Regions from separate parts of the Homo sapiens genome. Here region 1 is linked to region 2. Evidence: chromatin loops called from intact Hi-C (ENCODE). Cell type or tissue: B cell. All regions are shown on one strand. Links, peaks and the distances in the headings refer to the core of each region. The heading gives the core; the rest is flanking DNA.

Region 1 (5,388 bases), core at 1,466-3,965, 570 kb after region 2:
GCTTTCATGAAACAAACCTTCTCTTCCTCTTTGCTAAGCTACCTGTCTTCCTGAAATCCTCGGCCTGAGTAGTGACACCAGCTGGTTAGAGGCATCAAAGGCAGCAATCAGCCCTCAGAGGACAGTCCCAGTGGGGCACAGGAAGTCAGCTAATGAAAGGGCTGGCCACCGAACCTCCTCATATGCCACTTAAAAGCCACTATTTTTACTCTTTGCAAGATATTTTCCACTTCAAAGCTGCTGCCTTTCCCCCCTTGATATACCCTTACTTCCCAATTAAATTTTCAGGCATGCTTTCTTCCAGTTTCAAGCCAAAATTCCTTCTGAAAAGCCATCTCTCCAAACATGGTTTTATGAGGAAAGCTAACAGACCTGAACTGTGGGGTGTTGAGGGCACCTTTGATATGGCCCAGAGCACAGACAGCCCTGTCTCCTCCAGGGTGCACTGCTAAACAGACAACTACTTTAAATAGACAGAACTCCACCTCTGCCAGCCTTGCCCTCCTCCCTTTCACAAGCCACATCCGAAATCTCTATCATCCACACTCCTCTGTTTGGCCTGGACAACAGAGTGACTTTGACAAGGCTCTCAGAATATTCTTCATGAACGCCAGCATTCCTCTTTGTGGTCTGGTTAACCACAGTAGATGAGTTTAGTTTCCCCTTTTCACAGAATTTTAGAAGTTGGTGGACAGATGCAAGACTGTAGAGATCTGATTACTTAGAGTGGCAGAATCAGAAGGAAAAGGAGAAAACAGCTTCACAGAGAAAATGGCATTTGAGCAAGACCCTAAAGGAAACGTGAAAGGCCGCCCATGAGGAGGGAAGAGTACACACAAAGATGGAGAGAGAAGATGTGAGGTGGATATGGGGCAAACCAAGGGCGACAGCTTGAGAAAAATCTAGCAAATACCATGAAGATGAATAATTAAAAGGTAATGTTAATAGGCTGGTTGGGGTCAGATCATGGAACAAAAAAGAATTGGAAAGTTATTCTGTGGTAAAAACAGAAACCACAACCATTTAATGAGCATCTATCTACCATGTGCCAAAATCTACCATAGCCACTGAGGTTACCATGAAGTCTCAGACACGGGCCTCAAAGTCCCCTCTAGGAACACAGAGGCTAATGTCTAGCCACCAGGTTCTTGTGAAACACATGTTATAAAATAAGAGTATTTTACCCTGTGACAGAAACAAAGTGCTTTAGGAAACCAGAGGCAAGGGAAGAAGAGGTGATGGTGGGAGAGTGGCCAAGTTCAGTGTCACTGCAGAGGAAGAACAGTTTGGACTGAGCTTTGTGAAGTGAGATAATGAGAGGTTTGGGGATTGATGGTGTATTAGTCTCTTTTCACATTGCTATAAATAACTACCTGAGACTGGGTAATTTATGAAGAAAAGAGGTTTAATTGACTCACAGTTCCACAGACTTAACAGGAAACATGACTGAGAGGCCTCAGGAAACTTACTGTATTAGTCTGTTTTCACACTGCTAATAAAGACATACCCAAGATTGGGCAATTTATAAAGAAAGGAGGTTTAATTGGCTTAGAGTTCCATGTGGCTGGGGAGGCCTCACAATCATGGCAGAAGGCAAAAAACACATCTTACATGGTGGTAGACAAGAGAGAATGAGAGCCAATCAAAAGTGGAAACCCCTTATAAAATCATCAGATCTCATGAGGCTTATTCACTACCTCAAGAACAGTAAGGAGGAAACCGCCCCATGATTCAGCTATCTCCCACTGGGTCCCTCCCACAACTTGTGGGAATTATGGGAGCTACAATTCAAGATGAGATTTGGGTGAGGACACAGTCAAACCTAATCACTTACAGTCATGGCGGAAGGTGAAGGGGAAGCAAGCACCTCTTCACATGGTGGCATGAGAGAGAGAGCTAAGGGGGAAGTGCCACACACTTTTAAATCATCAGATCTCATGAGAACTCACTCAGTATGATGAGAACAGCAAGGGGGAAATCCACCCCATGCTCCAAGTACCTCCCAACAGGCCCCTCCTCCAAATCGACATGAGATTTGGGCAGGGACACAAATCCAAACCGTATCAGATGGGATATATAGGCAGGAAAAGAGATGTTGTTCAGGGAGAAAGCAAGTGTGCTTAGATCAGTGTAATATTAATAAATATTGAATAAACAGCTGGAGGTGAGGGGAGATCTTTGTTAGTAGAATTACACGACTTCTATTGTAAATGCTTCCATTGTGGATACTTTCAAACTACCAATGTGAAGTTAACCAGCTTGCAAAACCTCTGACAATTTATCAATGGACTCTTCTAAGTAGGTGAAGGCTGGCCCCTGCACACCACTGCTTGGTTTGAATATGCTGAATTCGAGGTGACTAGTAAGAATTACAGGTCTGTTGATCCACTGAGAAGCTGAGCCAAAGCAGGGTCTTCAAAGACTCAATGGTCTGCTGTATTTGGGGAAGATGGCACTGAGTAGGTAGCCTCCAGGTCTTATGCCCCTATTCAACTGAAGCAGCTCTGCTGTAAAATCTGTTTACGCTCAAACAGTATGCACCGCTTCACCATTTTAGAGGCACCCAATAAAACAGTATTACAGTTGATATCTAAATTGAAAGCTAAATTCAGATTCGCAGAATGTTGAAGAGTTAATCCTTCCAAGTAGCCCTGAGTATACTCCAAAGTCTCTTACGCTGATGCTTGTTACCATATGTCTCGTAATCGCTTACTGCCACCTGCTGGGCAAAGAGATGTAGCACTCAAGGACAAATTGTATCTCAAGAACAAATTTAACCCTAAGCAGCTGTAACATCCAGTTCTTGGTCCTCCGGTGTCACTACAGTTGTTAAGACAGAAGCTGTTAAAAAATGACAGTCTAGGCAGTTCAGAGAAATGTCCCCAGTGGCAGCTGCAGCCATCGCCAGTCATTCTGAGAGCTTTCACGTGACTGGTGAAGGTCCCATTGATTGGCCCAGACTTCAGTGACCCCTGAGGTACAAGGGAAGGCATTTCTCCCCATATGATGCTCCTCTCAGTGTTCAAAGATCCCAATGGATACTCCAACACCCAAGCCAACATCTTGATTCCCCCAAAATTCCCATGGCATCTGCATATCTAGTTCATGGGCACTCCTTACTTACATCAAATATCCCTAACATTTCCTAAACTAAAAATATCCAAGGATGATACTTCACTGAGCTCTAATATTTAAAAGACTTTGCATTGTCTATTATACAAAAACATAATTACAAGAGCTAAATATAGTTGCTGACTTACTTTTCTTACTTCACAAGGAAAGAGGACTTCATTATGAGAAGAAAGAAAAAACACTCAAAAGAAGGCACAAAAGATATTTTAAAGTTATTGATGGGCTAATTATTAATGTGATCACCACTTTTCATATGATAACAACAAGGTGAAATTTACAGTTATTTATGAATATGCTAATATGGGTATTAAAAATTTTTACCAGGAGTGAAAATTTTTCTTTGTATTATTTATTATTTTTTCTAGGTGTGTGTGTGTTTTAATAACTACTACTTAGCATGACTCTTTTGTGAGTCACCTGCTCAACGTCACATGTGCTATGGTTTAAATGTGTATCCCAAAAGGCATGTATTGGAAACTTAATCCCTAATGCAACAGTGTTAAGAGGTGAGACCATTAAAGAGGTAGTTAGGCCAGGAGGGCTCCACCTTCAAGAGTGGATCAAGGCCATTATCTAGGGAGTTGGTTTGTTATAAAAGGACAAGGTTAGTTCATTCCTCTCTCACTTGCCCTCTCTTGCCCTTCACCTTCCTCTATGGGATGACATAGCACAAAAGCCCTCATTAGCACTGGCACCATGATATTGGACTTTTCAGCCTCCAGAAATGTGAGCCAATAAAAATTTCTGTTTTTTATTAAAAATTAAAATAAAATAACTACTATTTAATACAAAAATGGAAACTTCGTAAACATAACAACTAACATTCTGATTTAACTTGATTGAGAAAAATTAAATAAAGTGGAGTTTCTTGAGCCTTAGAGTGGTGGACAAATTCAGATGTTACATTTGTTTCTAAAAACAGAGCATACTAATATCAACCCCCCCTTCCCAAAAAAATACCCTACAGCTAACATCATTCTTCACGACGAAAGACAATACGTTCTTGCTAGAATCAGGAACAAGGCGAAAATGTCCACTTACCACCGCTTTTCAGCATGGTATTAGAAGTTCTAGCCAGTGCAATAAAGCAAGGAAAGGAAATAAAAGGTATGCATATTGGAAAGAGAAAAATAAAACTGTCCCTTTTTGTAGAGAGCATGATTGTCTATCTACAAAAGTCCCAAGGAATCCACCAAAACACCCTCCTAGAACAAAAACTAATTGTATTTCTACATACTAGCAATGGAAATGTGGAAGGTAAAATTTTAGATACAGTAGCATTTACAATTGCTAAAAATATTCTTGAGTGTGAATCTAATAAAAACAAGCCAAAAACTACGAAATAGCAATGAAAGAAATCAAAAATCTAAATGAATGGAGAGACATACTGTGGTCATGGATCAGACAACTCAACACTGTTAAGATGTCAGTTCTCCCCAAATTGATACATAAGTTTATTGCAATTACCAGCACAATCCCAGCAAGAAATTTTGTTGATAAGGACAAAGACAAGATTATTCTAAAATTTATATGGTGCTGGGCACAGTGGCTCTTACTTGTAATCCCAACACTTTGGGAGACCAAGCTGGGAGGGTGCTTGAGCCCAGGAGTTCAAGACTAGCCTTGGCAAAGTAGGAAGACCCTGTTTGTTTGTTTGTTTGTTTGTTTGTTTGTTTGTTTGTTTGTTTAGAGACGGAGTCTCAATGTCTCCCAGGCTGGAGTGCAGTGGCGCCATCTCGGCTTGCTGCAACCTCCCACCTCCCGAGTTCAAGCAATTCTCCTGCCTCAGCCTCCCGAGTAGCTGGGACTACAGGTGCATGCCGCCATGCTCTACTAATTTTTTGTATTTTAGTAGAAACGGGGTTTCACCATGTTGCCCAGGCTGGTCTTGAATTCCTGAGTTCAGAAAATCCGCCCGCCTTGGCCTCCCAAATTGCTAGGATTACAGGGAACTGCGCCCGGAGTAAGACCCTGTTTCTAAGAATTAAAAAAAAAAAAAAAAAATTAGCCGGGTGTGGTGGTCCACACCTGTGGTCCCAGTCACTCAGGAGACTGAGACAGGAGAATCTCCTGATCCTGGGAGGCTGAGGCTGCACTGAACAGTGATCATGCCACCGCAGTCCAGCCTGGGTGATAGAGTGAGAACTTGTTTCAAAAATAAAATAAGATAAAATGTATATGGAAAGGCAAAGGAACTAGAATAGCTAAAAACAATTTTGAAAAAGATGAATCAAGTGGGAAGACTCACTCTACCCA
Region 2 (5,388 bases), core at 1,429-3,928:
GTTGACATCTTAGATGAAATGGATAAATTCCTTGATAGACACAAATTATCAAAGTTCACTCAAAAAGAAGTCAGTAACCTGCCTAGCTCTATATCAAGAAATTGAAATTACAACTTAAAACCTTCTCACAAAGAACCAGACTCAAATATCTTCACTAATGTAATCTATCAAATATTTAACTAATTGTACACAAACTGTTCCAAAAAATTGAAGAATTCGTTTTAGCAGGTCAGCATAATCCTTATATTGAAACCAGATAAAGACAGTAAAAGAAGAGAACACTACTAGGCTGGGTGCAGTGGTTCATGCCTGTAATCCCAGCACTTTGGGAGGCTGAGGCTGGCGAATCACCTGATGTCGGGAGTTCAAGACAAGCCTGGCCAATATGGTGAAACTCTGTCTCTACTAAAAGTACAAAAAATTAGCTGGGCATGGTGGCGGGCACCTGTAATCCCAGCTACTTGGGAGACTGAGGCAGGAGAATCGCTTGAACTGGCAGCAGGAGGTTCCAGTAAGCTGAGGTCACGCCACTGCACTCCAGGCTGGGCATGACAGAGCAAGACTCTGTCTCAAAAAAAAAAAAAAAAAACCCAGAAAAAAACACTACACATCCATTTCATCTCATGACATAAATGCAGAAAATTTAAACAAAATTTAACTAATCAAATCACCAATATTTTAAAAGGATGTAACAAGTGGAGTATATCCCAGGAATTCAGGGTTGGTTTAATACTGAAAGAGCAATAAATATTGTTCATTATGTTAACAAACTTAAAAAGAAAACCTATATAATCATCTCAATAGATGCAGAAAAAGCATTTGACAAATTCTACTTCCATTCCTAACAAAAATTCTCAGTAAACTAGGAGTAGAAGTGAGCTCTTTAACCTGACAAAAGATCATCTATGAAAACTTACAGAGTGTCACACTTAATGGTGAAAGACAGAATGCTTTCCTTTATAAGATCAGGAACAAGACAGGGATGTCTTGCCCTCACCACTTCTATTCAGAATTGTACTAGAGGATCCATCTAGTGCAGATGGATAATATAAACAAATAAAAGGACTTCACATTAGGAAAAAAAGAATTAAAACCATTTGTATTCACAGACATAAATGTCTATGTAGAAAATCTGATGGAATCTACAATTTAAAAAAGCCTGCTAGAATAAAAAAGTCAATTTAGTAAGTATCTGATCAATGTACAAAAATAAATTGTATTTCTCTATACTGGCAATGAGCAATCAAAATAAAAATTTGAAATTTAAAAAGCTGGCATTTACAATAACATCAAACATTATGAAATACTTAGAAGGCAATATAAGTGAAACACTTGAACACTGAACAGTACAAAATATTGCTGAAATTAAAGAAAGCTTATATAATTGGGAAGATATACCTTGATCATGGATCAGAAGACAATATTGTTATTTGAACAGACACTTCAACAAAGAAGATATACAGATGACAAATAGGACATAAAAAGATGTTCAACATCATTAGTTATTAGGAAAATACAAATTAAAAGCACGGATACCACTATTAACCTATTTGGCAAAATTTAAAAGACGGAGCATACCAAGTGCTGGAGAGGATGTAGAGGAACAGAAGTTTTCATACACTGCAGGTGGAAGTGTAAAGTGGCATCACTTTGTAAAATAGTTTGACTGATTTAAGAAAGCTAAATGTAACACCTGTCATACTATCCAGCCGTTCTACTTCTATTTATCCACACACAAAAATTAAATATATGCCCATACAAAGACTTGTAGGGCATATACTTATAGGAGCTTTATTTGTAATGGACAAAAACGGGAAACAACACAAATGTCCATCAATAGTGTTGTATCATACAGTGGAATACTCAGCAATAAAAGGAATGCACTATTGATATACACAGCATGGATGAATCATAAAATAATTAGGCTAACTTAAGCCAGACACCATCCTTTTTCAAAAACGAATAAATACTCTGTGATTACATTTATATAAAACTTTAGAAAATGCAAAATACAGAAAGCAACAGAAAGCATATTAGTGATTGCTTGGTGATGGAGGGGGGAAGGAACAGATATGCAGGAGGGAGGAAATTGCAAACTACAACAAGGAAACTTTTGAGGGTGAAGAATCTAATAACTGTCTTAAGTGTGATGATGGTTTTACAGATGTACACATATGTCCAAACTTGTAAAACTATAGTTTATGCGCTTTGTCAGTTGTACCTCAATAAAGTGGCATTTAAATAAAAAACGTTAATAAGAATATTCCTATTATTCATTTCTGACCTTCAAGAGAACAACAGACTCTGTTGAGCGCTTACTATATCCAGTACACGGTGCCTACCTATATTGTTCTCGGTTAAAGTTTATGACAGCTGAGAAATAGGTGCTTTCTCACTGTTGAAGCAATTATAGCTTGGAGACATTAGGTAAATTGCCCAGGGTCAGCAGCCAGGAAGAAGTGAGATATCAGGCTGTCTGGCTCCAACTCTACTTGCTGGTCAGCCTTCAATTGTACTTCTTCCTCAGTGTGATGTGGCTGAGTCTGTGTTGGAATCTCAAAATCACCTGTCCAGGGATTTTACTAACCATTATTTTTTTTTCTATGTTTGGCTGTTACAAGTTGGTTATTTTACGTTGAAAACAGATGTTTTCTGCTAAAAGAGAAGATAGCTATTCTTAGTTATTTGGAGACAGTTCTTTAAAGGTACTCTGTGTGTGTGTTAGGTTGATCTGCCATGCCGCCACAGCCTGGCCAGTCTCATTTGTCAGACAGCATCCATTTGCTGGTGAAGTCTGACGGGTGGTAACATTATGTATTAATAGCCCCTGATACCAAATTCAGCCTACAATTTTATGACAAACTATTCTTTACTGTAAAGCTTTTTTCTTAAATAATCCACTAGATGGCAGCAGACCCACGTGGAACAGAATGGATCTTCATTGCTGTAGAAGAGCCAGAAACGGGACACTGTTTTGTTTTTGATGACCCAGTAGTGCATCTTTTTCGGATGTGTAGGAAATGGTATTATTTTTCTGTTATGAAAAATGTAACATACTCTTTGAAGTCACGTCTGTGGAAGTGAGTAGTGGTACAGATAGTTCAAAATTGTAGATAATGCAAAAATAATTTTTTCTTTGTATTCTCGTAGAGACACATGTTGATTTAATCCTACCTGTATGCATTAGATGAACTTTTCTTCAAGAAACTGTTTATTCTTAATTCTTTTTATGGTTGGAAAGACTGCGGCTTGTTTCATGAGTTTTTTTCTTTAATTGGACCTATGCCAATCAAAATAGAAGATGACTGTCCTATAAATTCATAGCACCTAAGGCTAGATAATGAAGTGAAATCCTACAGACTGGACTTGGGAGAAAGTAGGAGGATTATTTATTTTTCCAGATCACCATACTGCTTGTCATCTGACTAGAAACCTCTTATCTCCCTTTCTCTAAGCTTATTTTTCTCAAGCATTTTTGAACATGGTCAATTGGGGTGTCGCAGAAGATCCTGTGAACCACATATCCTACTATCCATACCTTCTAGAAGGGGAAGAACTTAGGAGATGGCCAAAAACCAGAGAGTAATAACATGATAGAGTGCTAACAATATTTTTGCAGCAAATATGCTATAAAAATGCTCATCCAAAACAATGAAAAAGTGTTTTGTTTCTAAATTAGTATAAGAGCAGCAGATGAAAATGAGGTACTCAAGCCAGCACCTATGATGGGTGAATAGCATATTCTGAGAATCAAAGAACTTCAACTCAGTGTACATGCATGTTCAATGGAAATTTTGTGACATTGTTAAATATTTTACTAGATAGACTTAATGCAGTGACTGCAGTAGGCCCTCCTTTTCCATGGATTCTGCATGGATTCAACTAACCATGGAACAAAAATATTCAGAAAAATTTTAAAAATAAAACACAGTACACTATAACAATTTACATAGCATTTATTATATATTAGGTATTGTAAGTTGTGTAGAGGTGATTTCCAGGAGGATGTGCATAGGTTATATGCAAATACTATGCCATTTTATATTAGAAACTTGAGCATCTGCAGATTTTGTTGTCTTTGGGAGGTGGATGGAGGGAGGCATGGAACCAATCCTCTAGGGATAGTGAAGGATGACAGTACATTCAAATAACATGCCAAGTTGAGTTTTTAAATACAAGGTTTTAGTAATTTTTAATAACTGAGGACAAAGACTGGCCAACTTTCCCTGTAAAGGGCAGATTCTTTTAGACTTTCTTTCATTTTCTTTTTTTTTTTCTTTTTTGTTAACCCTTTAAAACTGTAGCAACAGTTCTTAGCTTGGAAGTCTGTACAAAACCAGGTTTCAGGCTCTACGGGCCATAATTTGTTGACCCTGGTGTAGGAGGCTAATGCTAGTAGTATATAAAATCAAGTCTGTGGAATCTTGGCAGTTCATAAAACCCAGAGAAAGAGCAGGCGTTTCTTCCTTGATCACTTTCAGCTGGGAAGAAGGATCCTTGTGATCCACTGCCAGACCTAAACTTACTTTGAGCACTGCTGGAAACATCTAACATCTCAATTCAACTCCTTCAAATTACTTCTTCAATCTAGACACACTTATTTTTTCTTTGTTTGCTTTGTCAACTGTCACACACCTGGATTATGAAATAATGTGTTTTAACATCTTTTACTTTCAGTCCTTTTAGCACATTGAAAAAAGTTTTTTGAAAACCAAGAAATCTACATTCTAACCCTAGCTCTTGTACTAAATAGCTATAGTTTTTGGAACAAGTTATTCTGTCTGGTTCTCAACTTCTTTGTTTATAAAATAGGATTGAACTAATACCGTATAATATTTTTTCCAAATTTGATTTAGTAGTTTCAGATTTATGTTCCTATAAGCCCTTTATCACCTGATCAGATGATGCCTTTAATTGATCCTCAAGTGTAGACCTGCTCAATTTAAAGGAATGCAACCAAATTAATGTTCACGTTCAGAAGCCCTCTCGCTGTGCCTGGTACGTAGCAGATGCCCAGTAAATGTTTGTCGAGTGAATCAATGAATGAATAATAAATGGGCATAACTACCTTTCTTAACTCTCCATTTATTTATGCTGTATGTTTTAGAAATATATATTATTTCTTACGTACGTTTTGATCTTCCCAGTATTCTTTTTATGGTTCACTCATAAAACTATTCATTGAGGGTCAACAATATGATAAATTCTGGAAAAACCAAAATGAATAAAACTTAGGCCTTGCCTTCAAGAAATTTGCCTTCTAGTTAGGGTGACTAATAGGTATTCTGATCATTTCAGTGTAGGTCTGAGTATGATATTAGAGGTTTGAATCTCCAAACTGAAATGTCCTATTTCTTACCCTTCAAACCATTACAAATGCCACCTTCA

Evidence for each region. Hi-C counts contacts between places; a loop is a spot of excess contacts. Peaks named below come from ENCODE experiments on the same cell type or tissue, not always from the same donor. Only the 100,000 strongest peaks of a DNase experiment are listed, where the experiment ranks them.
Region 1: it touches region 2 in a loop (7-fold over the local background); 41 of 110 quality-filtered maps call a loop at or near these places.

The regions. Positions count from the first base shown.
Region 1 is chr6:131,912,680-131,918,067 of GRCh38, reverse strand. The region is part of intron 2 of CCN2-AS1 (CCN2 antisense RNA 1); the gene reads right to left. Among named protein-coding and RNA genes, the nearest start is that of CCN2-AS1, 13 kb to the right of the region's middle. In B cell, for the core only: CTCF peaks have their summits at 2,540 and 2,739 (motif pointing left); a DNase peak (open chromatin) is centred at 2,707; H3K27me3 peaks cover 1,169 bases.
Region 2 is chr6:132,481,866-132,487,253 of GRCh38, reverse strand. All of the region lies in intron 2 of STX7 (syntaxin 7), which reads left to right. Among named protein-coding and RNA genes, the nearest start is that of STX7, 29 kb to the left of the region's middle. In B cell, for the core only: CTCF peaks have their summits at 2,683 and 2,888 (motif pointing right); a DNase peak (open chromatin) is centred at 2,913; H3K4me3 peaks cover 406 bases; H3K27ac peaks cover 2,500 bases.